4 separate regions of the Homo sapiens genome follow, and regions 1, 3 and 4 are each linked to region 2. Evidence: chromatin loops called from intact Hi-C (ENCODE). Cell type or tissue: PC-9. All regions are shown on one strand.

Evidence for each region. A loop is a pair of places that touch in the nucleus more often than their neighbours do. Peaks named below come from ENCODE experiments on the same cell type or tissue, not always from the same donor. Only the 100,000 strongest peaks of a DNase experiment are listed, where the experiment ranks them.
Region 1: a loop joins it to region 2, with 2.7 times the contacts of the local background. A loop is called at or near these places in 7 of 110 quality-filtered maps.
Region 3: it touches region 2 in a loop (21-fold over the local background); 6 of 110 quality-filtered maps call a loop at or near these places.
Region 4: a loop joins it to region 2, with 3 times the contacts of the local background. A loop is called at or near these places in 7 of 110 quality-filtered maps.

What each region holds. Positions count from the first base shown.
Region 1 is chr6:45,081,095-45,089,094 of GRCh38, reverse strand. All of the region lies in intron 3 of SUPT3H (SPT3 homolog, SAGA and STAGA complex component), which reads left to right. Among named protein-coding and RNA genes, the nearest start is that of MIR586, 110 kb to the left of the region's middle. In PC-9, no CTCF peak of the experiment used is centred here; no DNase peak of the experiment used is centred here.
Region 2 is chr6:45,416,126-45,424,125 of GRCh38, reverse strand. It overlaps RUNX2 (RUNX family transcription factor 2), which reads right to left. Exons shown (of 9, transcript NM_001024630.4): 3 at 1,169-1,533. It overlaps LOC124901324 (a long non-coding RNA gene), which reads left to right and starts at 1,910. Exons shown (of 2, transcript XR_007059602.1): 1 at 1,910-2,281; 2 at 2,467-3,047. In PC-9, CTCF peaks have their summits at 1,928, 2,351 and 4,457; DNase peaks (open chromatin) are centred at 1,865 and 4,385; H3K4me3 peaks cover 5,160 bases; H3K27ac peaks cover 2,175 bases.
Region 3 is chr6:44,627,248-44,635,247 of GRCh38, reverse strand. No RefSeq gene overlaps it. Among named protein-coding and RNA genes, the nearest start is that of MIR4642, 200 kb to the right of the region's middle. RefSeq lists enhancers at 3,593-4,212, 4,835-5,455, 7,309-7,816, 7,817-8,000. In PC-9, CTCF peaks have their summits at 4,430 and 4,638 (motif pointing left); no DNase peak of the experiment used is centred here.
Region 4 is chr6:45,651,536-45,659,535 of GRCh38, reverse strand. No RefSeq gene overlaps it. Among named protein-coding and RNA genes, the nearest start is that of RUNX2-AS1, 79 kb to the right of the region's middle. RefSeq lists an enhancer at 2,641-3,840. In PC-9, no CTCF peak of the experiment used is centred here; a DNase peak (open chromatin) is centred at 3,475; H3K4me3 peaks cover 761 bases; H3K27ac peaks cover 4,138 bases.

The DNA.
Region 1 (8,000 bases), 340 kb after region 2:
AAGCTAAATTGTGTATACTTGCTACTATATTTTCCATTCATATGATATTTTGAAGTCCATATCTCAATGTACTGAATTCTACTTTCCTTCAGATGAATACATCTTATTCTGGTAAAGAAAGATATCAAATTTACAAAGTTAGTGTAATTGTTATATATTATTTTGTTTTAGCTTCAACTACTTATGCTTACTACCTGTAAACAATAGTTCAGTATGGGTATAAATTAAATTCCATATCACAGAGAATAAATGAATTTAAAATCATATAACAATCAAATCTACCATGACAGCTGTCAGTATTGATCTGAGTGAGAAACTGATAGAAATACTGAGTTGTTAGTACATTTATATGTACTAACTTGGTATATTCTCATTTGGTAATCACTGTTCTAGATGTGACTCCCCTGATCCCTGATTACTTTTGCAAAACCCACAGGGTTCGTGAGCCATGAGTTGGTAAATGCTTGTAGACTGGAATGTTTTTGGAGACAAACATTGCTGGATTTGAATCTTGGCTTCATAACTTGCCAGTTATACAGTCTTGAGCATATTCCTTAATCCAAGTCCTCATTTAGTCATCTCTTGGAATTTACCTACATCATAGGCATTATATAAGATAATGTGTGTAAATGACCTAACACTGGTCTACATTATTTGCCAATGGGAACAGGATTAATGGCAGCCAAAAAATTTTTTGACATTTGGAGTAACAGAGTGTCAAAGGCAAAGACACTAAGAGGCAGAAAGAGCGCTCGAAGATTCATAGCATGCAGTATTTCTGAGGCCACCCTTCTGCTTTAGCATGTCATGCCTTATACAGTTTTGTCACTATTTCTCCTACCTCTACTTTTTATTGCCAATATTCTTAGATACCTCAACATTCTTAAAACCCAGTTTAGATAATTTATTAAACATGAGTTTCCTTGTTCCTTTCTTGTCAGTTCCCGTCTGATTTTATGTCCCTGAGAAGAAACCTGCAGACGCAGAATGATCTAAATTTAATTCATTTCAATCCTGGAGACTTAGGAAGCTTTTCCATTAATTTTATGCCTTCTCGTTTTATCTCTATAATTGGAATAGAACTTAACTATCATTGAAATAAGAAACAGCATTGACTGAAAGCACTTATTTTTATCCAGCAAATCCTTGAATATTCTCCTAAATGATCTTCGAGTCCTAAGATATTGTATTTTAGTGGCGACTTCTATGTTTAGTTTTGTTTCTTTTTCAAACTTGATGGTTTTCAGAATATTGTGTGAAGAAATTTCCCAACATTCTTGAAAAATACATGATTTCATAAGTACATAGTAATGTGGAGTTTGAGGGAGGTGAAACAGAGAAATGGATAAATAGGTAGATGAAACAGAGAGCTCAAGCCCCCAAACTTGACCAGTGTGCTAAAATGAGTATAGATTTCTTATATTATTATTATTAGGTGTAAATTAAGTAATACTATGAATGTGTTTGTAAATTGTAAAGTGCCTTTTCATAAAACTAGGGACACTGTTTTGATGTTGACATTTCCTTTTATTATTATTGCTAATAATAATCTTTTTAAAACTTGTGTTTTAAAAGCATTTACCCTCAAAAGTCTATAGAGAAAACTCTTTATCTGAAATATTGGTAAAGTTATTAGATGATATTTTTAGTATAAATGATAGCATTTATACTTTAGAAAAATTCTAGGTACTAAAATTTTAAGAGAAGCAATTGTACTTCCTAAGTTCGTGTGCCCTTTCCTTGTGAATTGACCCTTTAAACATTTTAACTTTTAATAACTTGAAATTTATGTGGGAAACTTCTGTTTGGGGAAAAGCTTAAAATTCAGTATCATTTATTAATCATCCAGCATTATTATTTTGAAAAATAACCAACGAAAATAATGCAGTATAGTAGTTCTGCACTTTAACACTTCAAAATATGTATTCCTAAAAGTAGAATTTTCTTCAAAATATATATTCTTAAAAGTAAAAATTTGCTATGCTTTATGTAGCCAAGGTTACAAAAGACTTGTAACTTCTAATAATTAGCTTAATCTGATTTTAAACTCTTGATGGTTTTGGAACAGAAATTTTTGTTTGAAAGAAAGATTGGCTTGTTAACCGAATTATGTAATTATAAGTAAATGTGGTCACAGCTGCTTTTGATTTTATTGTTATACACCTGATTGGAAACAACAGGTTTTTAAAAATATTTTTCCGTTTCTTACACTGACACCTAGTGTTCACTATTACTGATATCTTAAATATTAAATTTTATTTATTAATAATTATGGAAATAGATTTACGTTCAACATATTTTAGCCGTGTACCTATTCACAGATAAATAACTCTCATTTTCAGTACCAGTGATGCACAGTTTTTCTGGTTACTCCTGTGACATCATTATGAACCAATTGCTGAGGCCATTTTGAATGCAACAAAACTCTAAGAAGCCTAGAGTTTTAGAGATGGAAGAATTGCTGGAGGGAGTTTTTAAAACCAAGATTCTTAAAATCCCAGTGCTTTGTTATGTACATAAGTACTTCAAGCTACGTGTCTAAGTGGCTGATTTAGTTTATGTATGCTTAGTCTCTGTGTCATAGAACAAAATCACATTTAGTCATGCAAGCATTATAAATTTAAAATTCTTGGTTGACCAGGAATGGAGCATGATTGAGTTATTTCTAATTTTCAAAAAGGGAGACTTGGTGATATTATATGTTTACCATTTCCTATGAGTTCCTAAGGATGATTTTAATGCCCCAGATTTCCTAGTAATAAGGTTTAAAGGTGTCGATTAATATCCGATTTTACACAACTAGGTGAAACTGTATATATAATTCGGAGAAAATTTATTTGTGCAGTAAGCATTTGGTATGTCAGAAATATAGTTGGCCAATACAGATAATGAAATTTGTTCATTTTATTTTTTGTGTCTCTCATTAAAATGGGGAATGATATTACTAATAGGATGAAAATTTTTAGCTAAGATTGAGCCTTTAATTTATGCTTAACTTTACAAAGTCAGTGACAGAAACTAAGTTTCAAGTAATTTCTGATAGAACTCCTGCAACCTTCAGTGTTTGACTTTCCAAATGTAATTTTCAGAGAAGTATGTTTCTCATACCTAAAGATCAAACATTTTAAATATAGGAGGATTATAATTGAGTTGTTTTAAATAATAGTTATGATGTTTTTAATATACTTGTGTTTTTTATTTCTACCTAATAAGCCGTTGTTTTATAATTCGTGTAATACCTTTTCCCCAGACAAGCAAAAATTATCATTCTTCTTTTGATCCATTCATCAACTACTTATTAATCATCCAGTATTCGATTGAATCTCATTCAAGAGATAAAGTGCCAAATGAAGTTGTCATTCATGTTGTCTTAATTAACAGAAAAGATAAGTATATAGAAATGTGGAAAACATATACAAGCAAGAGATAAGTAGAAAGGAATTTTGATTACAGTGTTAAATACTTTCTGCTACATTTCTCATATAATCAGGTTTTTGGGTGGATTTCCATAATTTCTGAATAATTTTTTCCATAATCATCAAGTTCATTCTAGAATTAACCAAGTTCTTAGAAATGAGGTACCAAATATGTTCAGTTGTATCTCTAGAACAGGTGACCCAAAAGGTCTGAAAGGAACTTTGTCAGATGTAAAAAAAGGAGAAACAAAACAGGTAGTATGGAGTATGTAGTTTTCCCTTGGCTTTAAATGGGTTGAAAATTATCATTTGAGAATGTCACACACATTTATGTTGAATAAAAATTCCAGCAATAGCAAAAATGTATATAAATACTTTGTTTCTGGGTGCATAGAGATGCTTCAGAATATTTAATTAAATATTTAAACCTGTGTTGGGAGACAGGACAGAAAAAATTTCAAATCACATTTTTCCCCTGGCACTTAGTGCAAATGTATAGATGTTTGCACTTTCTTTTCTACATTTTTATTTATTTTTAATTAATTTTTTAAAAAATTTCAACTTTTATTTCAGATTAAGGGATTTATGTGCTGGTTTGTTACATGGGTATGTTGAGTGACACTGAGGTTTGGGATATGAAGGATCCCATCCCCCAGGGTGTTAGCATAGGACCCAACAGGTAGTTTTAAACCCTTGGCCCCCTCCCTCCCTCTTACCTCCTATAGTTCCCAGTGTCTGTTGTTCCCATCTTTACATCATTTGTACCCAGTGTTTAGCTCCCACTAACAGGTGAAAACATGCAGTATTTGGCTTTCTGTTCCTGCATTAACTCACTTAGGATAATGGCCTCCAGCTATATCAATGTTTCTGCAAAGGACATGATTTCATTCTTTTTTATGGCTGCATAGGATTTCGTGGTGTGTATGTAACACACTTGCTTTATCCAATATACTGTTGATGGACACCTAGATTGATTCCATGTCTTTGCTATTGTGAATAGGGCTGTGATGAACATGAGTGCATGTGTGGTTTTGGTAGAATGATCTATTTTCCTTTGAGTGTATACACATTAATAGGATCCTGGGTCAGATGATACTTCTGTTTTAAGTTCTTTGTGAAATCTCCAAACTGCTTTCCACAGTGGTTGAACTACTTTACATTCCTACCAGCAGTGTATGAAAGTTTCTTTTTCTTTGCAGCCTCGCCAACATGTTATTTTGATTGGTATGAGATGGTACCTCATTGTGGTTTTGATTTGTATCTCTCTGATGACGAATGATATGGAAATTTTTTTCATATGTTGTTGGTAGCTTGTATGTTTTCTTTTCAGAAGTGTCTGTTCATGTCCTTTGCCCACTTTTTAATGGGATCATTTGTTTCTTGCTTGTTGGATTGTTTAAGTTCCTTATAGATTCTAGACGTAGACCTTTGTCGCATGGGTATTTGTGAATGTTTTCTCCCATTCTGCAAGTTTTCTAACGTACTCTGTCAATAGTTTCTTTTGCTGTGCAGAAGCTCTTTGATTTAATTAGGTCTCACTTGTCAATTTTTTTTGTGTTGCGCTTGCTTTTGAGGATTTAGTCATGAATTCTTTGCCAAGGTCAGTGTCCAAAGTGGTGTTTCATGGATATTCTTCTAGGATTCTTACAGTTTGAGGTCTTACATTTAAATCTTTAATGTATCTTGAGTTAATTTCTGTATATGGTGAAAGGTAGGAGTCCAGTTTCATTCTTCTGCATGGTGCTGGGATAACTGGCTAGCTAGCTAAATGTATCCAATGAAGGTCTATAGTTAGCCAGTTATCCCGGCACCATTTATTGAATATGGAATCCTTTCTCCATTGCTTAGTTTTGTCAACTTTGTCAAAGATCAGATGGTTGTAGATGTGTGGCTTTATTTCTGGCTTATCTATTCTGTTTCATTAGTCTATGTGTCTGTTTTTATACTAGACCGATGGTGTTTGGTTTTTTTTTTTTTACTGTACCCTTATGAAGTCAGGTATATGATGCCTCTGACTGTTCATTTTACTTAGGATTGCTCTGGGTATTCAAGCTTTTTATTGGTTCTGTAAGAATTTTAGAAGAGTTTTTTCTAATTGGGGTAAAAACAGTGTTGGTAGTTTGATAGGAATAACATTGAATCTGTACCCTGCTTTAAGCCATATGGCCTTTTTAAAGATAGTGATTCTTGGCCGGGCACAGTGGCTCATGCCTGCAATCCCAGCAGTTTGGGAGGCTGAGGCGGGTGGATTATGAGGTCAGGAGTTCAAGACCAGCCTGGCCAACATGGTGAAACCCTGTCTCTATTAAAAATACAAAAATTAGCCGGGTGTGGTGGCGTGTGCCTATAATCCCAGCTACTCAGGAGGCTGAGGTAAGAGAATCGCTTGAACCTGGGAGGCGGAGGTTGCATTGAGCCGAGATAACGCCACTGCACTCCGGCCTGGGCTACAGAGTGAGACTCCGTCTGAAAAATAATAATAATAATAATAATAATAATAATAATAATAATGATTCTTTAATATCTATGAACATGGAATGTTTTTCCATTTGTGTCATTCTGTGATTTCTTACAGCAGGGTTTTATAGTTCTCCTTGTAGATCTTTCACCTCCTTTGTTAGATGTATTCCTAGATATTTGTGTGACTATGACTATTGTAAATGGGATTGTGTTCTTGATTTGGCTTTCAGCTAAAATGTTATAAATGTATGGAAGTGCTACTGATTTTTGTATGTTGATTTTATATCCTGAAACTTTACTAAAGTCATTTATCATTTCTAGGAGCCTTCTGGTCAGGTCTTTAGGGTTTTCTAGGTGTCGAATCCTATTGTCTCTGAAGAGAGATAATTTGACTTAGTATTTTCCTATTTGGGTGCCTTTTATTTCTCTCTCCTGCCTGATTGCTCTGGTTAGGACTTCCAGTACTATGTTGAGTAGAAGTAGTCAAAGTGAGCATCCATACTTTGTTCCTATTCTTAGGGAGAATGCTTTCAAGCTTTTGCCTTTTTACTATGATGTTGGTAGTATGATATGATAGTATGTCCTTTGATGCCTAGTTTCTTGAGGGCTTTTATCGTGAAAGAATGTGGGATTTTACTGAGAGCTCTTTCTGTGTCTGTTGAGATACTCATATGGTTTTTGTTTTTAATTCTGTTTATGTAATGAATTACATTTATTGACATATATGTTGAACAAACATTGCATCTCAGGAATAAAGCCTAATTGATCGTGGTCAGTTAACTTTTTGATGTGCTGCTGGACTTGGTTTGCTAGTATTTTGTTAATGATTTTTGTGTCTACAATTGTCAGAGATATTGGCCTGAAGTTTTCTTTTTGTTGTTGTTGTTGTGTCTTTGCCAGCTTTTGGCATCAGAGTGATGCTAGTTTCATAGAATGAGTTAGGGAGGAGTCCCTCTTCCTCATTTTTTTGGAATAGTTTCAGTAGAATTGATATCAACTCTTTGTATGTCTGGTAGAGTTCAGCTGTTAATCTGTCTGGTCTGGGGCTTTTTCTGGTTGGTAGGCTTTTTATTACTGATTTAATTCTGGAACTCAGTATTGGTCTGTTCAGAGTTTCAATTTCTTCCTGATTTAATATTGGGAGGTTATGTATTTCCAGGAATTTATCCATTTCCTCTAGATTTTCTAGTTTGTGTAAAATGCCATAGATGTGGCACTTTCTTTATTTGCAAGTTGATTGGCTTTATTTAAATTGCTTATTTTATTTAGAAGCCCAAATGAAATAAAACTAATGCATTGCATTTTCATGTAACTGAGTGAAAGTTCACTTGATTTTTTCCCCCTATTTTTTCCAGGCTCAAAAATTGGCTGAAATTGCTGAGCAGGCAGTTCTTTTAGAATTGTTTCTGTCAATATTTTATCAGGCCCAAGAGTAAAATATTCTGCAGCTACTGCAGTGTTTTTATTGCCACTCTTAAGGTAGAACCCTGTTAAATGGTGTATAAGTATGTGGATTCAGATATGATAGAAAATCCTGTTTCCACAATTATAGTGTATATATAAGACGTAGAGTTAGATTGGATGGTGATTTCTAGCCACAGAGGAGCTCTATCATTCATTCACTCATCAAAGACTTATTGATAAATGTGGCAACCATTGTTTTAGGTACTGGGGATATAATGGTATATACAAGAAAGTCTCTTCTCTAATGGAGCTTATATTTTGGTATGCAAGAAGGACAATAAGTAAATGAATAAATAGTATCACATAGTGTTAACTACTATGAAGGAAATAATCTAGGACAAGGACTGGGAGTAATAATGTTAGATTACCTCAGAGAAGATGATACATGAGCAAAGAATTAAATAATGTGAAGGAGAATACCATGTATTAACAGGGAGTATAAAGGTACTGAGATTGGAATGTACTCCAGAAACAGAAATATCAGTATTTCTGGAGTGAAGTGAGTTAAGGATCAAATGGGACGAGCTGAAATGTAAAAGTAAGATAGGGACCAGATTATGTAGGCATTGTTTTTCTCTCTGTCAATTTCACTCTCTTTGGCTTTGTTCAGGAGAGAAGGTTTTGTTTATTTATTCATTTAATTTCTTAATTTTTAAATTC
Region 2 (8,000 bases):
TCTGCGGGGCGCGCAGAGGCCGCTCTCAAGCCTTCGAGCTCACTCCGTGCTCAGGCCACCAGCAGGAGCCTCTCACCACCTTTCAGAAGCAGGAGGGATCTTTTTTAGATTTAAGTCCTTTAAAAATAATAATAAAGCAAAAATACAAAATTTCACCTCCGTTTTCAAGTTGGGCGAACTAAAGTTGTTCCACAGGTTTCCCTCATCCCTCCCTGGCGGGGCGAGGCGCAGAGCTCGGTCCCGGCTGGAAGAAGCGGCCCGAGCTCCCGCCCCGTCCCCTGGCCCGCGCCTCCCAGCACTCGAGGGTTCAGCGCCCAGGCCCCCTGAACGCCCCCGCTTCGGGGCTTGCGGACGCCCCAGCGGCCCCGCCTTCCTCCCGGTAACGGGATCTGGCGCGGGTCAGCGAACAGAGCAAACGCCCCCGCCCTGACACCCCCTCCTCTGGAGACCCTAGGTTTGTCCAGGACCCTCCCGGGCACTGGTAGCGCAGCCCGCGCGCCTCAGTCAGCACCCCACGCCCAGCCCCGGGCACTAATGCCCGGCACCGGCACCCCACGAATCCCGGCACGGGAGCCCGGGAGGGACCAGGACCGCTGAACTCTGCGGGTCGGGGAAGGGGACGCCGAGACCTGAGGAGAGGCGTTTGGCTGTGAGGGAAGCGGGTGAGAGCGCGCGGAGCCCCAAAGAGAGGCTGCGCGGGCAGCCCGCAATGCGGCCAGGCCGGGATGTCCCGGAAGGACGCGGGAGCCCCAGGGGACAATGCCGGGGATCCTCGCCCCCGGGAAAGGGGCGGGGTGGAGCAAGTCCGCTCGCAGTGCAAGAGTGGGTACTTTGGGGATCCTGGGGGAAAGGGAGACGGCGCGAAGGAGTGAGTGAGAATCAAGGCCAGGCAGGAGGCATGAGGAGTGCTGAACGGGTCAGGGGGACTAGGGCTGAAGTCGGGGTGGCAGCGGGCACAGGTGGGAGAGGGAGGGATTTGCGCGGAGGGACTGAGCCCCGAGCCCGCCAGGGCATCCGGAGGGAGGCCCGGCCGGGGGTTTCTGGGGTTAGAGCCGCCAAGGCAGGAGGTCTTGGAGGACGTCCGGGGCCCAGCCCCGTGGGCAGGAAGACACCGGCGGGCAGGTTCCGCCGCTCCCGGCCGGGGGCGGGGGGCGGTGTAGCCTCTTACCTTGAAGGCCACGGGCAGGGTCTTGTTGCAGCGCCAGTGCGAGGGCAGCACCGAGCACAGGAAGTTGGGGCTGTCGGTGCGGACGAGTTCGGCCGGGTGGTCGGCGATGATCTCCACCATGGTGCGGTTGTCGTGGGGCGGCCGCAACCGGGGCACTGCAGCTGCCGCCGCCGCAGCCGCCGCCGCCGCCGCAGCCGCCGCCGCCGCCTCCTGCTGCTGCTGCTGCTGTTGCTGCTGCTGCTGCTGCTGTTGCTGCTGCTGCTGTTGCTGCTGCTGTTGCGCAGCCACCACCGGGCTCACGTCGCTCATTTTGCCGGGCTGCAGGCTGCTGGAGGGGGGGCTGAAGCGCCGGCTGGTGCTCGGATCTACGGGAATACGCATCACAACAGCCACAAGTTAGCGAAGTGGCCGGGGGAGGGGGAGGAGGGTGGAAATGAGGGGCAAGGAGGAAATTGGGGGGGTGAAGGCGAGACGGGGGGAAAGAGGATGGAGGTGATGGGGCTGAGGAGGTGAGAAATCAAGTTTGATGAGGCCGACTGCCGGGCGGAGTCTGATGGGCCAACAGAGTCTGGCGATGCGGCGCAGTCGGGCTGGCGGGTAGGGAGACCCGGGAGGCGCAGATCTTTGCCGGAGTCTTTGGAACACCCGGGGTGGCAGCTGCGAACGGGCGCGGGGGTGTGTTTGGCCTGGGGAGGCGGGGGACTTGAGTTTGCAGCTTGGAATGGGGTCCCTTGGGGCACCGCGTCCTGGGTGCGCTGGCGCCCCCTCCCAGTTGGAGTCCGGTGGTGAAGCGGTGTGGGTTCAGCAGTCCAGCCCCGGGGCCGGCATTGCCGCGCGCTGCCCGCCACCGCCGCGCCGCGCCGCGCGCTGCTACCCAGCTGCAGGCGGCCGCGCCTCCGCCCTCCCGCGCCGCCGCCTCCGCGGCGGCCGCCGCTCCCCCCGCGCGGGCTGCACGCTCAGATTCCTCCCGCGGCGGCTGCCAGCCCGGCTCCCCGGCTAGGCTCCTTCCTTTCCCTTCTTTTCTTCTCGCCCTCTCACAGCCACCTCTTTGCATCCACTCCCTCCTGCAATTTGCAAAGCTCCCCTGTCTCTCGCGCTTCAAGGTGCCAAGAGGTAAGTCGTGGGCAGCGGATCTCGGGGCAACGAATCTCGAGCCTGCGAATCGCAGCCGCTGCCGCCGCCAGCCGGCCGCGAGAAGGAGCCCCCCGCGCGCCGTGTGCAGTTTCCGAAGCCTAGAGGCGGCCCCAGACTAGGGGCAATCTCGCCAGGTCGCGTCCTCTTGCTCTCCCCACCCCTAGGACAAGGAACCCCCTCTTTGTAGGAAGAGATTGAAGCCGAGACACCAGAGAGCCCCCGGCTGATCTGACTGTCGCTATTTTTCGTTGTAACTTCAGGAGAGGAGGAAAGAAAATTCTTGAGCCTCTGTGCTGACTTCTCAGCACTCTTCACCCTCCCACCTCTACCCCCACCTCTGTCTGAGCGACTCCCAAGGGAAAAAGATTTTGCAGGGTTTGGGTGTTTTTTGTTTTAAGTGACACAAAAAAAATGAGGAGGGGGGGTGGAGGGAGATCTAGTCAAAATAGTTTTTAGGAACTCAAGTGCATAGCTGGACATTTCTTTTTTCTTATATATTCAATCTTGTCATTCCTAGAGAACAAGAATGAGGTGTTTGTTTGTTTGTTTTTGTTTTAAGGACTGAAAAACTGTCAGCTTTGTGATTAAAATAAGTTGCAAAACCCTTGCTGGGGAAAAGCACCAGCCGTTTTCCATGAATTTAAATATTTTATTAAGTCTATTCTACATCTAAGACTAAGTTTCGTGTCTGTCTTCCCCAGCGCTCACGGGGAAAAATTAAAAATACGAACTAAAAAATTCAAAATGCTTCCGTGGCTGTTTATTTATGTATTTATTTCCTAGTGTGGGTTTAAAAAGCGACTTTGGATCCCCCAAAAAGTTGTGGTCGAGAGGATGAAGGAGCGCGGAAAAAAAGCGGCACTTTTTACCTAAAATGTGGTTTTTGGAGGCTGGGATTTCTAATGATTAGGTTTTTGTGGTTTATATAGACACGACTCTGGCTAAGTCGATCATTACGCTGATGAGAGTCAGAGCACGTGGGTGTCTACGACCAGCCTCAAACTCTGAGCCTTCAAAACAAATAAAACAATGTGCTGCGCCCGCAGAAGCCGGGAAATCCGCTTGAGGCTATTACACCCCAAGAAGGGGGCACAGGGCCGTTTTACCCTCGGCGTTGTGTACTACTACGTTTCTTGCTTATTACCAAACTCTTTAAAGCCTTCCAAAGCTTGAAAACGTGTTTGCGAAAAAAATCATCAGTTGCCAAAGTTTCAAAGATTCCTAGTGGAGTAGCTGACACAGTAACAAGTGATTTTATAAAATAAATGAAGAATTAGAATGCCTCCCCCTCGAAGCATCAAGGAAGAAAGATGGTTGGGTCATCTCTCACGCCCTCCCATCTTATTTAAAGCAATTCACATACCCATTACTGGGTGTTTTTATTGCTCAGTGCAAACGCCTCCCTCACCCTCGTAGCGACCTGCCACGACCCTCCCTGTCTGGTTTTAGAGCTTTGCTCCCACTCGCTGAGCCCACGCCCGGGTCTGCGCCCTAGAAGGGGCCTGGAAGGGCTCTGAGAGCATGAGGGGCACGGAAGATGGGGGCCTGGTGCCAGTCGCGGACTCTGGAGCCCTTTCGAGTACAAGATGAGCTTGGGGGGCTGTGGTTGCGTGACTCGGGATCGCCCCGCTGAAGAGATGCGCGGGGGACTGAGGGTCTGCCAGACCGCGGGAGCAGAGGTGGGGGTGCGGGGTAGCCAGGTGTGCGCTCTCGAGGGGTAAGGATGGAGTTCAGGGGATACTACTCTGTCCTTCCTAATTGGGGCTTTATTTTTACCTGCCCTTCCTCCATGCACTGCTCCACGCCTCCCTCGTCGGTCTTTCCCTTTCCCACGTTTCTCTCCACGTTCCTGCCTCTTCCCCAAATCCCTCCACAGACACTAGCCCCAAGCCGCGCCCCTCCCGCCCCACAGCCGCCGCCTGCCACTGCCACCCTCGGTGACTCCGAGAAGCGATTCTGCGCCACCGGCTATGACACCTGGTCCCCAACCTACTCTTCGCGCCCGGCCTACTGGCCTCCCAGCCCGGGCGCCGCCAGGGTGCGAGAACCCATTTAGCCAGACCGGACCAACTGGAAGCGCAGCCAGGAGCTGAGCTGGCTCCTGCGCGTGCGATTTTTAATTATCTTTTCGGTCACAGGGGAGAGCTCTAACCCCGGGCACCGCCGCGTCCCCTGCGTGCACAGGTCTCTCGAGTCCCACAGGCGGCCGATCCGGGAAGGGAAGCCAGGCTTTCGCCTCAAAAAAGAGAGAGAGAGACTGCATCCATTGCTGTCCTACCTTACACGTCCACTCATGTGCACTCGGACACACACTCTTGCAAGTCCACACGCAGACACACATAAATACATACACACTCATAGAGTCATGGCTTTTTTTTCCTGCCTTTTTTTTTTCTTTTTAGGGGGCTAGTTTTACTTTGGGCATGTTGTGCCACTGTCTAACAGAGATCCCTGGCTCGTTTTTTGTTTTTAAATCTGTGGGGGCTGCAAAGGGGGGAAGCAGTTATGGGAATTGATTATTTCTATGGTAAAAGTGACACCAAAATTCCATAACTACCATGGTGGGTGATATGCCACCTTCTCTGGGATTGTCCTCCTCCCAGGAAGTCCATAGAACAGAGAATTCCTGGAACTTTGAAGACAATAAGAAACAATTAATATTTCAAATATGGACCACCAGAGGGGCTTTCCAAATAAAAAATTCTAGAATTGAATTTAAGAAGTTACCTTGGGGACTTTTCCTCCTTTTTTCTCCATCGCTGTTTTGTCCTTTGTTTTATTTGGTGGATAGCAAACTATGCAGTCCTCAGTGGTTGGGGATTTTAAGGGCAATTTAATCAATAGTGAGATTATTTATTTTAATTAATCATATCTAGTAACTCAGCTTTATGGCCTTTCTCAGTATCCTTCCTCCATTTCACATTTCAGTGGAACTAATATAAGCAGCTCTTGGAAGTTACTAGTCTTGGATCTCTTAAAATATCCTACAGTTATTTATAATGTGGAAATGAAATTTTCCACTGAATACCCTAACAACGTTTCAGGTATCTGGCACAGTGGGTTTTCAGTCTCCTTTCAAAAACATCCTTTTGCTGAACATTCACACTTTCGACTGGAACTGACTGAGCCTGGAGCTGATGATGTCTTGGCTCTGAGCATTATGCTTAAAGAAAGAAAACATTTTTACAGACCCCTAAACCAAACCTCTCCTGTTAATCGTAGGCACATAGGAAAACCATGAGGTTTTACATATGTGTATTTTGTGCTATAGTTTGCTTGATGTCATCTTTGGGTTTAGATTTTCTACGTCAAAATGTTTGAAACAAATCACCCACCCTATTTCTCTTCAGAAATATTCATCTTTTCAGTTGTATGTGATGGCACTAAAAAGTATACACTTTTTTTCTGAAAATGTGGCAACTCTGGAAGATACAAACATAATCCCACCCACCACTCCCTACCATGTCCTTTAACATTTAACATAACTGTTTAGTAACAACACCTGACAATTCTGACTTTCTAGACAAAGAAAATGAGATGTGAAGCAGTCAGGTTATTTATCCAGTCAAAGAACTGACTGGGAACAGAACCCATAGGCCTTTTATCCTGGTTTCCTTTTCTAACCCCCATACATTATTTTATATATACTTATGATGAAAAGTAGAATAAGTCCCTGTAAAATCTTAAAATATTTTTCAATGGACCAGCTATTAAAGTGGGAAAACCAATGGAAAATTATGGGCACATTGATGATCCCTAAAGCTTTGAATGTCTCATATGGGAAAACTTTATAAACAGAACGATCTTTGGAGAATTTTCGTTTGGACTCTGATTGACAGAAGGTTACTCAGCCCTTGAAGAAGCAGCATTGCCACTAGACCAGGAGTCGTCATACTATGGCCCATGGGACAAATTTGGCCTAATGCCTGTTTTTGTACAATTCTCAAAGATGTTTTTTGCATTTTTAAATAGTTGAAAAATTAAAAGAATAATATTCATAGTACATGAAAATGATATGCAATGCAAATTTCAGTGTCTACAAATAAAGCTTTATTGGAATATACCTATGGTCAGTCATTTGTGTATTATCTATAGCTGCCTTCACCTAAAGCAGAAGAATTGGGTAGTTGTGACACTGTACGAGTCACAAGGCCTAAAATATCTACTGACTTTTTACAGAAAAGTTTGCCAACCCTTGCCCTAAAGTGAAAGGGATGCAAGACCATGGAGGAGTGAGATAGCAGAAAAGAGTAGATATTTTATAAAGATACTGGAATGGGTGTGCATGTGGTTCAGATTAGTTCTCTAAAAGTGAACAACGTAACATTTAACTTATTCTTTTCTGCATAAATTGTTAATTAGATTAATATTTTTCACTTAATAATTTTGGAGGTGCCAAAACAGAAAGAAAAGAATGAGGAGCGAGTACATTTTCACAGGCTCCTTAAGAACAATTTTCTTACACATCTCCATATGTCAGCATTTTCCATTGTCCTTAAAATATAGTGGGAACACATTAACTGCATAGATGAAGAAGAGTGAAGAAACTCTCATGTAGTCTGAACATAAAAAATAGGTAAGGTTTTAGTAGGTTTATTCCAACTGTGTTGCACATGATTACACAAGAAACTCAATGAGCTTACCAATAATTTTCTAGTATACAATATATTCGTAAGACCTATATACAGTTTTCAGACAGTTAGCTTAGTAACTTAAGTGATCCCAAAGCTTTTTGACATATTTTTTCCATTTTAACTTTTTATACCGTTAAATACTGTCTGATTTGTTTTAAGCTCAGTAAATTTTTCCCATTGTCAATGGACCTATAATAATTTGCATGGCTGTAACAAGAGATGAAATGTTTGTAGTGGAGGACTTAGCATCATAAACCTTTCCTTGTTGTTTTAGTTAGCATTCCCAAGGGCCATATTCAGGCACTTACAAGAGAGTACAGTGTTGTCATAAAAAGGCTGACACTTGCCATATGACCTTTCAGAACCACATTCATGGAGCATCTGTGTAATTACTCTTCAGGCATGGTACTGACTAAAGAGGTATATATTTTGTTTGACTAAAATACCAACTTACTAAACGACACCCTAGTTACCTTAAGAAACCAATGTAATTTCTAAAAAGAGCCTAATTCATTACCCAGGAGTCAGAGAAAACTAATTTTCTCAAATCAGCCTTCTGGTATTTTGGTGTTGGCAATTGTCCTATGGCAGTAGCAGTGATCTTTGAGCAGCAGTGGAATGTTATATATAAAAGTTTACAGAGGTCTGTGATGAAACTTCTAAGAACACCCTAAAATTAAAGATTTCCTGTAGTAATTCAGCCATTCTTTACCCAGCTGCTCACATATTGCCTTTAAGTCACCAAGGAAGGTGCTATCCTATTCTAATCTCACTGCCCAAGGTTCCAAAGTTTCACTTTAGGCATTAGGGCAGTGACTTCAATTATTTGTCCCCTCCCTACACCCTGCCATCAAAGTGAAAAATGTAAATCATAATACTCTCAGTTCATCTAGTAAAGTACTAAAAATATCAACATTTGCACAGTGTGAGAAATTTGAATTACAAACTAGCAAAGTAAGAAAAAATAGAACAGAAAAAAATAGAATAGTAAGAGTTCAACTTGGTTCTATTAGCTGCAATCCTAGGGGATGCCAGTTATTATAAGTCACCATTCTAAGTTTTTT
Region 3 (8,000 bases), 790 kb after region 2:
TATCCATGTAGGTTCATCCATTGTAACAAATGTAGCACTCCAGTGGGGGCTGTTGACAGTGGGGGAGGCTGTGTGTGTGAGGGGCTAGGGGGCATGTGGGAACTTTGTACCTTCAGCTCAGTAACTATGTGAATTTAGAACTGCTCTAAAAAACAAAGTCTATATAAAGCAAACAAACACATCAAAAAACCTATCTTTCTCCAGGCAGTTGCCCCACTCCCCTCCCTGCAACTGGCCCTGCCCTTTTTTGGTTCCTCCACCCCTGCCCTGTTATGGTCAGAGCCTTTGCAGCAATGCATTAAACCTCTCGGTGTCAGAGCCTGTTTGCTTCCACTCCACTGGGAACCAGAGAGTGGGAGCACGGCATATTCATTCCAGCCTTCCCAGAGCCTGGAGTGCTTTTTGGCTCCTGGTAGTTTAATGTTTGTTGAATGAATGATCCAGTGTTGTTGATTATCTACTAGGTGCCAAATACCCCTTCTCCTTGCTCCTGACCGTTCATGTTCCCCTTCTCTGCTGGTTTGCTTCCTTCAGCCTGTACAGAAGTTAAAAGAAATCTTCTCTCGCCCTGCTGTCCTACGTAGTTCTTGCCATATTTTTGTCCTAACACAGGTGAATTTCTCATAAGGAAGCCCTGTCCACACTATCGATATTTCCTGTTGGCCCACTCATGATTCCCTGCCACCTGGCTTGAGTTCAGCTGCAGCCCTGCTGGGCATGGCTTATGCTGCTCGCCTGGGTTGACGGCCTCCGTCCTGAATCCCTGAATTGCTCATCACAACCCCCCACTTTAGTCCCCATCTGCCTCTGCCTCACTCACCCGGCTGTCTTCCCGTTTGTGGCCTCAGCTTACCCTTGGTCCAGCAGCTGGGCATGAATTATTAGTCTTTGACTTTGCTCCTTGTGCTTCCCTGAGGCAAACATCCAGCCCACGGGAGGCCAGTCTGTTTGGTGTGACCCCATAAACAGGCTCCTCTAAGCTGCCCAACCCTGAAAACAGGACACTGGAGCTCTTTCCTAAGGCTATGCTCCCCAAGAGCTCCTCTGGTTCCTACTTCAACAAAGTAAGGCCCATTTCCAGGACACTCTTACTCAATATCTCTGCAGGATTGGATGCTATTAGCCTCTCTCTCCTGACCAACCCTATAATAAGGGCAGCCATGGAGCAATATTAATAAAATAAACATGAGTTTATTTTATTTTTGAGAATGGAGTCTCGTTCTGTCACCCACACTGGAGTGCAGTGGCGTGACCTTGACTCACTGCAACCTCCATCTCCTAGGTTCAAGGGATTCTCCTGCCTCAGCCTCCCAAATAGCTGGGACTACAGGAGAGCACCACCACACCCAGCTAAGTTTTTTGGTATTTTTTTAGTAGAGACAGAGTTTCACCATCTTGGCCAGGCTTGTCTCGAACTCCTGACCTCAAGTGATCCACCCGCCTCAGCCTCCCAAAGTGCTGGGATTACAGGCATGAGCCACGGCACCCCTGTGACATGAGTTTATTTAGACAGGTCTTAGGTGCAGTACTCCGTTCTGGGACAGAGCAAGAGAGTATGGACCACTTACTTCTCACAAGAAGCCCAGCTCTATGGATGGATAATAAATCTAGAAAAAAAAAATTTCTGGCCTACTCCAGAATGTATTCATTCTGTCTTCACAGAATGTATCAACTTTCAAAGTGTACGTACCTTTTAACCCTTTCACCCAGCAATTCCAATTCTAGAATTCTACTCCATAGAAATACACATATCCATAAAGGTATGCGCACAAAGATACTCTGTTAAGTGAAATGTTTGGAATAACCTACTTGTCCATTGATAAGGAAAAGGTTATATAAATTGAGCTAAATGCATGCAATGGAATACTGGGCAGCCATTAAAACAATGAGGTAGATCTACATGTCATAACGGGGAGAGATTTCCAAGATACCATGTAAATCAGGGGTTATCAAACTAAGCCCCATAAGCTGAATCCAGCCTGCCACCTGTTTTTAAATAGCCTATAAGCTAAGAATGGCTTCCCCATTTTCAAATGGTTGAAATAAAATGAAAAGAAGAACAATATTTCATGACCCATGAAAATTACATGAAATCTACATTTCAATGCCCACAGATAAAGTTTTATCGGAACACAGCCATGTCCATTCATTCCCATATAGTCTACGGCTGCTTTTGCACTGCAACAGCAGAGTTCAACGCATGTGACAGAGACCATGGGGTTCACAAAGCCAGCAATATTCACTTTCCAGCCCTTCACAGAAAGAGTTTGCCAGTCTCTCTGCTCTCCAGTCTTGGTGAGAAGATACGACAAGAAGTTGGCCATCTGCAACCAGTAAGAAGACCTTCACCAGAACCTGACCGTGCTGGTACCTGACCTCAGCCTTCCAGCCTCCAGAGCTGGGAGAGATACCTTTCTGTTGTTTATAAGCCAAAAAAATACAGAAAGAAAAAGAAAAAGTTTGCCAACCCCTAATCTAAGTGATAAAAGGTGAACTATATATATATATAGTTTATATATATATAATTCCTTTCATAGAATACTCCCATAAAAATTATGCATGTTATGTAATATATATTAATTTTTATGTATGTAAATTAATAGAAGAGATGTCAGAGGCTGCACCCTAAACTGTTAACAATGTTTCCCTACGAAAGAGGAGCAGAGCTGGAGAGTGGTAGATAGGAGATGTTTTATTATTTATGCCTATATTTGTTTCATTCGGATACTGAATATATATATTTATGTTCTTGTTATTTGTGGTAGCAATATTCTATAAAATCAGCACAAGCACTGGAATAGCAAATACTGAACCATTGCTTCCAGGGGAAATACAAGGTAGGCCCCTGTGAGTCTCTGGTCACAACGTTTTGTCAACGGATCAATACATAACCTTGTTTCAGTGTGTTTCTGTTTAAAGACGTCTTACTTTCTGTAAGACACATCACAGCCTTCTCTGGCGCAGGAACACAGACAGCTCATCAGTGCTATGTTTAGGGGCCATTTTAAACAGTGAAGTCACCAACGAAAAGCACAAAAATGTGAAAAATGTGGCACTAAATAGACCACAGAAAGAACTCTTATTTACAGTTTGAGAGCTGGAACAGAAAGCAGAGCTTCACCTTGTTTGTCCCCAGCTGGAAATGCACCCACCGGTTAGGTGACTCAAATGTTTCGCTACTCTGCCCATGTCCGAGAATGACTGCAAAAGCACCACATGTGCTGATTTGGGGGTTACAAATACATTTTTGTGAGTAGCCAAATTTGCAAGTACAGAATTATCAAATAATGAGGATCAACTGTACATTTATGCATGTGAGACATATATATATATATACACACACACAGTTTCTATACTTAATAAAAATATGTATAATGTTTGCCCTTGACCATGCACGGAGCTGCCTCCAAAGTTGTCTTTTGGGCAGCATGCAGAGGGTCTCTAACCAATGCCTCTGACAGGCAGACATGGTCGAAATGTTCATTTTTACATGAGTGAGTCAACTTTTCAACAGGACCTCCATAGGGCAGAGACAGCAGCAAAGCAGAGAACATGTTAAGCCTTCCTCACACAGCGTCCTATCATCCAATGGCTGACTTCTTGGGTGTCTATGAACACTTTCTGCAAAGCCACATGGCCATCTGTGAGGCACGAAAATGCTGGCAACACACACAGGCCAGCCAGAGGCATATGATGAAGAGCTTGCCTCTCCTCACTACGGCGTCCTTTTCTTCATTTATACCACTCATTAATTCACACCATTCATTCGCGCAGCCAATGCATTCATTCTCCTCCCGCATTCTCTCCATCAATCCTTAACCAGGGCAGGTTTGAGAGGCACGGTGGCTTCTCTGCTTTGTTCTTCCCTTCCCTGGCACCACAGCCTTCCAAGGCTGAGTTGGAGCCATGACCATTATTTGAACAGCTTGATGGGAATTAGTTCCTGAATGGATACCCGACTGGCCACGTCACAGGAGTCCGCTGGCATGGAGTGAGCAATTTGAGTGGGATCCTGGCCAGTGGATGGTATGAACCCCCAACTCTCCACTCCCCTTCCCAACCTTCTCCCAGAGCTGCCAGCCCCACCCAGGGGCCAGGCATGGCTGGACGGGAAAGAGCACCAGACAGGGTGGGGTGAAGGGAGCCTGCAAGGCTGCCGGAGAGAGGGTTTTGTGCTCCAGGCAATATTGTTTCCAGGTTGAAATGCCACTTTTAGCTCTTCTTCTAAAATGAAAAATATAAATTCAGCACCACACATAGCACCAAATTATGCACATTCATCTATACTGTCTAACAGGTTTTTAATATCTTAGGCTTACCTCCACCTAGCTTCTCAAGAGTGCTGTGAGTTGAATGGCATCTTCCTACCACCCCCACCCTCCTATGGAGCTTATAGAATAGGTAAAAGGGACAGAGGAAAGATCAGAACCGCTCATCAGGTACAGTTGGAACTGAGCTCAAGGCAATAAAACAGGAAAAGAGACACACCCAGACCCACATTAAATTAACTCTCATCCTGATCTGAAGGCATCAGAAGAATACTCAGACCATGGAGGTAAGGATGTGGGTCCGTTCCTCCCAGCAAGCTGGACCCGCCCCGGCCCCCGCCCGAGCTTGGGGCTCATACAAAGCTCTGTTGCCATCTTGTGGTCAGCAGGGGTGAGCTTCTGAGCTCTGGCAACTTCAGGCTTTTCTCAGCGGGCTCCTGAGGGCTCTGGGGAACACAGCCCTTCCCTAGGCTGCTAGACATGTCTCCTGGGAGGCTGGGCCCTGTGTAGCTGCAGCAGAGTCTTCTCTGGGCCCCTGTCCCTCTGTCAAACTTCAGGTTTGTCCTGGCCTCACCATCCAACCCCCTATGATCCCTTCCAGCTCTTACATGCTATGTATGTAGTCACTATTTTGTTTAAGGCACTGTAGGGGACCAGGAGCAGCTTCTCCCCGCAGGGCACTGGGCATGGAATGTGCTCTGAACGGGCCTGAGTGGGGAGGAACCCCATGGCCCTTCCTCAGGGCATTTCCCAGTTCCTCCATCTTAGTGAGCAAGAGGGCCCGCAGAGGAAAATGGCTTTTTGTGCCTTGCCTCCATTACATTAAGACAGAATACAGCCTTTCCACATGTGGCCAGAGGGCCCAGGCACAGAAGGCCTGGAAGAGGGGAGAGAAAGAGAGAGAGAGAGAGAGAGGGAGGGAGGGAGGGAGGGAGAGAGAGAGAGAGGGAGGGAGGGAGGGAGAGAGAAAGAGATGCATGTGCTGCATGTGTGTTTCTGGGCTTGCATGTTTCTCTGTCTTTTTCCATACTAGAAGAGACAGGCTGCAGACAAGACCTGTAGAAGGAGGGAGGGGGACAGAGGAGCTCCTGGGCTGCCGGCCTCAGAGGAAGCTGAAGTGCTGCCTTATCTTCGTGAAAAGTGAGGCCAGGCCTTGGGAAATGATCAGTTCCGCTTCCCAAGGGCTCCCTCCGGACTGAAATCGGCAGCCTCAAGGCCGAGGTTTCAGCTCCAGGTGAAACTTGCATTGTCTGTGACAGCAGAGTACAGAAACCCACCGTGTCTCCCCAGCACCCCAGCAGACCCTGTTCCTTCTAGAATACCCCTGCTCACCCACCCCTCTGGTCTGCCCCTGGCCTGGAGGACAGGCTCCAACCCCATCCTCTCCCTTCCTGTCTCAGGCTCCAGCCAGGCAGGCTTCACCCCTCTGACTGTCCCTGACCAGCTGCCCCAGGGCTCCTGGAGAGACCTGGCACACAAGCTCAGGTGGGCTTCGATATGTGCTCCCTTTCAGATCTAGGAAGCCCAGCCCCAATGTGTCAAGCGGGGCAGTGATTGATAACCCCGGGAAAATTTGTTTTTCTTATTTTCCAGAGGAAATGTTGCCAAGACCAACCTAGAACAGGGTGAGATGGGAGGAGAGGGAGAGGGTACCAAGGGGCTGGAGTTGTCATCATTCCTCTCTGGGGGAAAACAAGCCCAATCTGGCTAGCCTAGCTGGTCTCTAGGAGCACTGAAAATAGTACATGAAATTTCTCCTTGTGAAGGATAAGGCAGGATTGCTATGTCCATTTTACAGAGGAGAAAACTGAGGCACGAGATATTTATAGGCATATATTTTATACATACATATATATGTCTATTTTGCCTTGCTACCGTTCCATCATCTTCCATGATCCCCAACAGCTCTGAGAGGCAGAAAGGCCAGGCTGACAGTGTCTCAGCCCACAAAAGAGGCTCTGCTACAACAGGGCTCCCTTGTTTCTGGCTGGAAAAGCTGTTAGTTGCTTGACTGCTTTCATTTCCAACCCACCTTCCCCCACTTTCCTAGCAGAGTCCAGTCTGGGCCTGGGCCTGACCCTCCTATGTGACACCTGTGCCTCGTGGGAATCCAATCCCAGCAGTTAGAGTCACTCAAACCTCCTTGCTTGGGTGGGGTTCAGAACTCTGGGCAAGCCAAGGGCAGAAGATGTTAGCCTAGTGGCTCCAATTGTCCAGTTCGTGGCTTCAGTTGACCCATTCAGACCAAAAGGAAAATGTTTTCCTCTCTTTCTCCCTGGACGTGACCAAAGAAGCAACTGCCTGAGTTGCTGCCAGCAGCTATCTTGCAGCCATGAGGGAAGTCAGCCTAAGGACAAAGAACTAGAAGGGGGCAGAGCAGACAAGGTCACAGGAAAACAGAATTGGCACCCTGATCAAACCCTACCTGAAGCCCTAACTCTGGGCTACTTTGAGATGATCTAATGCACTCCTTACGATTTTAGTCAGTTAGTATTGACTTTTCTCTTTCTTGTATCTAAAAGCATCCTAATGGGCACATTTGGATGGATGCACCTTTCCCCACTTCTGCTGTAAGAATTCCCTTTGCCTTCCTCCAGCCCCTGTCAGAGCCAAGTCAGCACACATTAAACGGGCCAGGGCAGACTAAATGTGTCCTCTGGACAATGCAAATGTCTCTTGTGGTATCTTAAGACTTTAAAAACTGTACAGGGAGCTGTGGCTTAGCTCAGTCCTGCTTCCCATTAGGATAAACACACCCCTCAGTGTAGGGACCCACGTACAGCTCCAGAAATAGCCTGCCCACCAGAGAAAATGCACTTTATTTGACAGGCTTCCCACAGCCATGTCATTATCATATAATCTCTTTTATCCACCCCTTTTCCCTGCCTGGAACTCAAATTGCATCTTTAAAATGTCTAAGTAGCAGTTTGGTGATCTTCAGCGATGCTATACTTGATTCTGAGCTGGGAAAATCAGCGTCAAAGGAGAAGTCTGGGTGAGGGGCGAGAGGAGCGTTTTACATCCAATTATTTTTCTTTGAAGAAAGAAGAGTTGAAAATACATCACAATGTACATTTCAATGTCCACGGTTCCGCTTTCATCCTTGAAATCCGCCCTCACAGACCTGGCCTGAGCACCTACTGGGCGCAATGTTTTGCCCTTAGCACTAGGTGGTGATTCTTACTTCTGGCTTCCTTCTCACAGGGCTGGCACAGCCCTGCAGGAGCGTAGATCCCCCGGGGCTCCAGGGGAAATCAGGCAAGAGGCAAAGAGGCAGACCCAGGAAAAGAGTGAAGGAATCTGAAAAAGCTACCTGCTAAGGGGCAGCATCAGAACCACTGGGGAGGGGGAGGGGGAGCGGCTCAGGGCGGTCAAAGACAGTGTCAGAGTGAAACAAGGAAAGAGCTCTAGAGGAAGCAGGAAGTACACCACACACACACACACACACACGCCACACACACGGGCACACACATGCACACATACACACATGCACATGCGCACACACGGGCACACACGTGCACACATGCATATGGACACGCACGCATGCGCACGCACACACGTGCACACACACACACGGGGATGTTGAGGGCTGAAGACTTCTGGGTTCACTGTGTGGGAGGCTGGTGAGCTCCACTTAGCCAAGGCTAACTCTCGGAGCAAAACTGGGAAGCAGGCGGGGTTTGTCTCCTGTGCCCGGCCCACCACCTCCTGCTTCATGCCCTGCTTGGGTGG
Region 4 (8,000 bases), 240 kb before region 2:
GTTTAGTGACACAGCTGAGAATAGAAGTGAGAACAGAGAGAACAGCGTCTCCTCTCTCCTAGTTATCCCTTCAGGATCCTGATCACTCAGTCACAGAACAAATATGTATAAGAACCTACTGTGTGCCAGGTGCTACACTATATTCTAAGACACAGCCAAACCAGGCAGAGTCCCTACCTGAAGGAGCAGATCGGGCTGTGGACTCTCTGTCCTCCCACAGAGTCAGTGGGAGAGCACACGGGGTGTAGATCTCACCAAAACAGACTGCCTCTCTGTGCATATCAAAACCCAGATGGCAGATCAGATTAGGGCGGAAATCCAAAAGAGCTGCACAGCAGACATCCACCAGCTATAGTTAGCACTGATTTGCTTATAAAGCTTTCACCCTCATTCACAAGAAGGTGGACTAGAGGCTGGCGGTGAGCCATTGCCACGCAGCAGTTGAGTGCAAACTTTCTACCACAGCACTTCTTTCTCTCTGCTTTGCCACCCCCATCCCCCTCATACATATGGTTGGTTTTTGAAGGGAGAGATGCTGCTTCTTGAGGTGAAGGAAGTGGGATTTAACTAAATATTGGTTATTCTGGTTCCTTCCACGTCTAGAAATATCTTTGCAAAGGTCACTTGAAAAAAAAATGTAACTAACAAGCATTTGAGAAGTGTTCAGGCTCTCTAGAAATTTTTTTAAACCTGCAAATTAAAATAATAATGAATTACTATTTCTCACTTATAAAATTGTCAAAGTATTCTTTTGCTAACGCTCATTGTGAACAAGATTGCCAGGAGAGAAGCATTCTAATATACTGATTCTAGTTGAGTAGATCAGTACAGCCTGTTTAGAAAGCAACTTAGAAACATGTATGATAATGTTTAGTGAGAAAGGGAAATTGCCAAATCACATTATTCAGATGAGTGCCACTGCTTACAGGAAAATGTGTACAATAAAGATTGGGAGAAAATACATGGTGATGTTAGGCATGTGAGGCATGTACTGGGATTGTAATTTTCTTAATTTTCAAAGATTTCTGCAGTGACTATGCATGGATATGCCTTCCCTCATCACTGACTTTTGAGCCCAAAGTGACTGCTTCCTACCAAGCCTAGTATCAAGGTCTTCTGACCACTTTCTCTTCAATCTTGTTGCTGAGTTAAGCTGAATAACTTGGCTGGTAACTATGCACCTTGAAAGTCCAGTTGTTTGGGCATTTTCTGGGGGGATGGGGTGGGGTTCAGTTAACTTTTTTTACATCCATTTAGTATTCTCCACCACTGACACCCCCCAGCCTGGGGCTTAGGCTTCCTCTGTGGAAGAGTTGAAGTGTGCATCTGGCTATGGGAACATGTGGCTCATTTGCAAATAAGAGTTTCAGACCCTCTCCTTAAAAGCTATTCCTTTCACTGTCTTCCCCTTCTCCATAAATGGCCTTCTGTGTGTTCAGCCAAACACCCAGGACTAATCCTTGACCCTTCTCTTTCCCTCAATTCCCACATCCAATCTGTCAGCAATTGTTGTCAACTCTACCTTCAAAATATACCCAACATCTGACCATTTCTGTCTCTAGGCAGTGGCCCAGCTGTTGATGGCTGAGCTGAGATCAGAAAACAGGTCTTCTGAGTTCCAGGTCAACACTTTCTCTGCCACACCTAAAGCCTACTAGATTTGGATGGACTATTTAGAATGCATCTCCCAACCCCTCTCAGCCACTCCCTATGACTTGCCCCAGGAAAACCCTTTGCCTAATTCTTGGTCCCCCTTTAATACATTTTAGGTAATATCTAAATTTATTCATTGATTCATTCAAGAAATACTTATTGAGCACCTACTGTGTGCCAGGCAGGATGCTCCATAGTGCACAAAACCAAGCCTAAATTCTGTCCTCATCATGGGACAGATGATGTGCAGAAAATAGTCATACAAAACAAATGTGTGATTGCAACAGTGACAGAATCTACATGTTATAAGCTAAACATACAAGAGGAGGATAAAAAATCCCTTCTAAATATGAGGATCTGACCTCTGGAAGGTTCTTTGAGGGAACTCTGCTTGAGTGGAGTTCTGAAGGATTAGTAATTAAGTAGGAGGGAGGAGAGAACACTGAAGCATGAGCAAGGGCCTATGGCAGGAGGGAGTATTGCAAATGTGTGGAACATCTGGAGAAAGCCAGTGTGTCTGGAGTGGAGAGAGCCAAGGGAAGAAGGCATGAGGTATAATGATGCTCAGGAGAGGAGTACTATATGATTTACACTGCCAGTTATCACTCAATATCTATTCTCCCCTTCTTCCTCCATTTTTGGTGGGCTATGGCCACTTGGAAAAAAATATTATTACATTTTCCAGCCTCTCTTTCAGCTACCTGTAGCCATGTGACTAAATTCTGCACAGAAGGATGCAAGTAGAAGTGCTGTGTGCAATTCCTCCTTCCTGTGAGCTGAGATTTGGTTGCAATGGCTGGAGCTCAAGCAGCCCTCTTGGATTGTGAAGTGAAAACTGCATACTAAGGATGACAGAGCAGATAACTCAAGTAGTCTGAGTCCCCCATCACTTTAAGGAGTTGCTGTGCCAATCCTCACTGGTTGAAATGCAGACTCTTCACATAGAAAAGAAAACCTTATCTATTCAAACCCCTATTAACTTGGGTTTTCTGTCACTCATAGCCAAACCAAATCTTGATCTACATGACCTTGTCAGACTTGTTAGAGGTTTTGCCTTTATCCCAAGAGCAATGTGAAGCTTTGAAAGAGTATTAAGCTTAAATGTGCATATGCGTGTATGTGTCATGATCAGTTTTATATTTTGAAAATTTTACCTGCCTGCCGGTGGCAGGTTGGGAAGACAAGGGTAGAGAGAATAGAAACAGTAGAAACAGGAGGTTGCAGTTGCAGGTGAGAAATTATAAAATGGCAGTGGCTTTTGCTAGGGTTGTGGCTCTGGAGATACAGAGAAGTAGATTCTAGAGATAGTTGGGATGTGGAAACAACAGGACTTACTATTGTTAGGGATGTGACGCAGTGTGGGGAAAGAAGGCCTCAGAGAAATGGGTCCCCTACCTGGCTGGGGCTTCAGTGCAAGGTTCCAGAAATCCTGGCTCCAGAAGGGGAACTTTCCCTTTCTTATTCTTTGGAATATGGGTGGCCCCTTCCCAGCCCACACCCAGCCCTCGAAAATAGCTCAGCTCTGACACACCTCACCAGAGGCAGCCCTCAGAAACATTTTCCCAGGAACCTGGAAGGAGGAGAAAGTCGATAGCCTTGGGGGACTGGAAGAGAAGAGGAATGGAAAGAGGAACAGACCTGTCTTCAGGAGAAGCAACATCTCCCTGCACTGCAACCAGGCCATTGCCTTTGATGGTTCAGACTTGGCTAAGTTGCTGCCTGCTCTCTTCAGAAGCACCGGCATACAAAAGGGAGGGCTGAGTGTCTGATGAACTCAGCCCAATAATATTCACTTCTTTTATTTTCCAGGAATGTCATGAGACCCACAGGGCAATCTTCTGGTTTTAAGACCTGGTGAGTCAAGTCTACAAATACCTCTGACTCAATCTGATCCCAAGTTCTCACCAGGCATCTCCTAGGAACATGGCTCAGCAGGAGAGCTGGAACTGACCAGCCCTCTGCAGGGAACAGGAGGGTTGGTTTCTCTGCTTTGGGGTTTGGGGAGGGAGGGGGTGAGAAGGGCTGGCTGCAGTGGAAATGATGGGATTCTTGACTTGACACTGACCATGCTCACAATAAGAGCTGACATTTATTGTGTACTCTCTAACTCCAAGCCATGCGTTATCTCTTCTAATCTTCACAGAAAACTAGAAGTGGTTTCTGTCATCAATCCCATCTTACCATTGAGGAAATTGAGGCTCGGCTATGTTAGGAACCCTGGTCACTGGCACAGAGCTGTGATATGAACCAAGGCAGCTGATGCCAAGGCTATTCCATGTGAGGGAGGGCATGTGCTTTCTAGAGTTTTTGCAGGCATGGGAGGAGGACTGAGGAAAGCTAATATTTGAGGAGGGTCTGCTACACTCTAGGCCAGTTATATGCCACCTTGACTGCACATTAAAATCACCTGGGGAGTTTTATAAACACTATCGGTGCCCCTGACCAATTAAATCAGTATCTCTAGGAGTCATACCCAGACATCCTAGGTTTTAAAAGTTCTCCAGGTGATTCTAATATGCAATAAGGTCTGCTCAATAAAAGCAAGTTTCATGTTTTTTATTTTTTTTTCATTTAATGACCCTATATCCATTTGTAAATGGGGAAGCTGAGGCTCACAGAATTTGGATGGCTTGCACAAACCCCATGGCTGATAAGACCCATGTCTTGATCTATATCTGGCTGATTCCAACACCCATGTTTGTTCAGTTCATTCCATTCTCTCTCATATTTGGGCATCCTCTATTTTGAAAACATGTGATTTTTTTCTATTATAAATTTCTTTTACAATTTTCATTTTGTTTGTTCAAGTCCAAGTGCTGTTTAGGTCAGCTGCCTGAGAGTAGCAATGCAGTCTATAGCCACTGAGTCAGGAGGGTTGGCCCAGGGGCAGCTGAAACCACGGCCTTGGCTTCATCCAGGCTCTGCTGCAGCCAATGGACCAGGATCTCCGAAGAGATGTCCAGGAGCCCTGGCTGGGAGGTGCCCACTGACTCTCCCAGGCAGAATACTGGCCATCTTCTGTGGCTTTGACCCCTAAGGGGCCACCATCTGAGAATGAGAAGGCCCAGCCCTGGGGAAATCCCTAGTCTCTGTTTCTAGCAGTGCTAGTGATTTCCCAAGGAGTGACATTAGAAAAGTCATCACACATTTATTTCTGTATATATCATTCAGAGCCTAATTTTCTGGTGGCTGAGGGTTGAGCTCATCAGAAACAGACTTCATCATCAATTGATAATAAAGCCAAGTCAAGACAAGGGAGAAGGGCAGCCATCCAGATGGATTCAAGCAGCCAAGAGGTGCTTCTGCTCAAAGACTACCTTTAAAGAAGGGAAGAGAAAGAAGTGAGAGCAGATACCTGTACACCCATGTTCATAACAATATTATTCACGAGAGTCAAAAGGTGGAAGCAACCCAAGTGCCTATCCATGAATGAAAGAATAAACAAAATGTGGCACAAACATACAATGGAATATTGTTCAGCTTTAAAAAGGAAGGAAATTTTGATATATGCTACAAGATGGATAAACTTGGAGACCTCTGCCAAGTGAAATAAGCCAGTCACAAAGGCCAGTACACAAAACATTGTATGATTTCTTTTGTATGAAGTTCCTGGAGTGGTCAAATTGATAGAGACAGAAAGCAAAATGAGGGGGAGTTAGTGCTTAAAGGATACAGAGCTTCTGTTGGGAAGGATGAAGTTCTGGTGATGGTTGCCCAACTGTGTGAATGTACTTAATGCCACAGAACTATGTACTTAAAAATGGTTAAAATAGTAAATTTCATGTTGTGTATACTTTACCACAATAAAAAGGTGGAGGAGAAGTTTGACACCTTAATTCACAATTTTGTCCAAGCACTTGAAAGATCTATATATGGCATTACCATAAATGTTTATAAAATGGGAATGGGAAGAGCTGATAAAATAAATTGCTATGGAGAACATGATAGATCAGGTATGGGTTAAGCACCCCGGAGGCTCCTGAGGATGAGGATTACTTACCCAGTCCTGGACTCTAACTAAACATTAATGCCTCCTCAAAGATGTCTGGTTTTTTAGTCATCAGGGTGTCAAATTCTAGTAAAATGGCTTTGTTGAGACTGTGTGGATGCAGGTTGGGAGAAAGTAAAGTCTAGAGCCTGACACTTTCAGAACCACTCTTACACTCATCTGCATTATAAGCAAAGTGTTGCAACCTCCAAGCATTTCACAGCCAACCTTCTGGCTCAGGTCACTCATTCCCACTGGCAACACTGGCAAGTGTTTGGGTCAAGAGCTCCATGGTCCTCACCCAACTTCCAGACACCTCATCCCTTTATTGCTCACCCTACTCCAACTATTCCTTGAAGGCACCAAGCACATTCCCACCTCAGTGCCTTTACACTTGCTGTTCCTGCTGCCTGAAATGCTCTTCCCTCAGATATCTGCAGGCTGTCTCCCTCATCTCCGTCAGCCTTCACTCAAAGTCACCTTCTCAAGTGTGCTTTTCTGGCCACCCTAGTTAAAAGTGCCACCCTCCACTCTACCACATCATCTTCCTGTCCCCCTTGCTCTGACCACAGATGCTATCACTGTTCCACTCATATCCCCAGGGAATATGCCAGTGGAGGAAATTGCATGTGCAAATGCATGAGGCTTGGAAGACTGTGGCCTCAAAGGCCGTCTGAAATGGCTGGAGTGGAGCGTCCATGGGGCTGGGGGACTTCATGGAATGGCTTAAAGGGTAACGGAGGACAGAAGGTTGAGGGAGTTTGTCTACCAAGCTAAGGAATTTGAACTTTAGCAGGCAACGGGGAGCCACCAAAGGGTTTTAAGTAGGAAAGTAATAGATTTGATTTGCCTTTTAAAAAGATTACTTTGGCAGCCAGTGGAGTGGAGGCTGAAATGGATGGGATGAGGCTGGAGGCGAGAAGACCAAATGTAAAAGTAACATCTTGAACATTGATGAGCTCAAATGATGTTGCAGCAGAAGTGAACATAAGAGTGACATCCAGCCAGCCAGTATTGGAAGCAATTTTTTTTTTCTAGGAATAGATTGAATTTCAGCAAAAAGAAACTTTCCTGCCACCCTTTATGACAATCCTGTGAACGCTGGCTCCTGCCCTCATTCAAGTTGGCCACCCTTGGTCTTTCATGCATCACCATTCAATAAAAGCAAGCATGGGTTTTATGGGATTGTTTGGAGAGCCCTGAGCCAAAGTTTTCTACTCACTTAGGCAAGGCTGTTCTGCCAATTCTTAAATTGGCTGTTTTTTACATATAGGGTGTGAAAGATATCTCTATGCATCTCTAGGAACACACCCATTTGGAAGGAGACATATGTGACTATATATAATATCTTTATGTGCTTTTTGAAGGGATGTTTATACAACTTGCATATTATTTGGCATGAATATTTTTGTAGAATGGAGAAAGGGAGAGACAGCATGAGAAAGCTATTCCTATGCCATAACTGACTTTGGCTCATGAAACGAAATGCAAAATAGATTATGTTCCTTAGCAATGCCTCCTGGGTTGAATGGCTCCCAAGTCAACCCACTTAATCCTTCCTCCTGGAGGGTCACTCACCTTTGAACCTTCTTTTCTAAAACTACCATTAAAAAAAAATAACAATGATGTAGCCCAGTCCAGGCCCTACTGAAACCCAGGCTCCCTACCCCCAGAGGAAGAGCTCACCAAAAGAGTCATCTAGCTTCTAAAACTCGGGTTGCTTGAAGAACTTGATGGAAAGAGCAGGGTAGTAAAAGACAGCATTTTGGCTTTAACAAGGCTAGGAAGCCTAGAGTTGGGCCAGCTGTATAGTCTGAACTAACCCAAGAATATTAGAAGCCGGGGTCACATGGAGCTAGGACACCACCATTAATGTGGGGAGCAGAGACAGTCTGGCGAGGAGCGGAGGGAACGACTGCAGCCCCCTGCTGCCAGCTCCCACGTGAGTCAACCAGGAGGACGGGGGGACAGCTAGGATAGGCAGGCAGGAGGACTGATCCTGCAGGGTGAACGGGCAAGCTGCGCCCAGCCGTATGGAGTTCACTTGGGCCCTCTTCACACCATCAAGCTCCAGGACTTCCGGGGGGAGCCAAGGGTGACAGATGTGTCAGCCGGGACAGGCACCTCAGAGAAAAAGCCTCCTTGGTTTGTTCCATGGTGTTCCCTTGCCAAGTCCCCAACCCACACTGAGCAACCAAGCAGTAGGACACCCCATCTGGAGAGGAGGGAGGTGATGGCTCCATTCCCCAAAGCAATAGGCAGCAAGGTTTCCGACAAGGATGTTCAGTAAGTCAGCGGAACTGGCTGAGTCCTCTAGCACCTTCCATTTGCTTGGGGAATAAAGTAACACTGCCCAGCC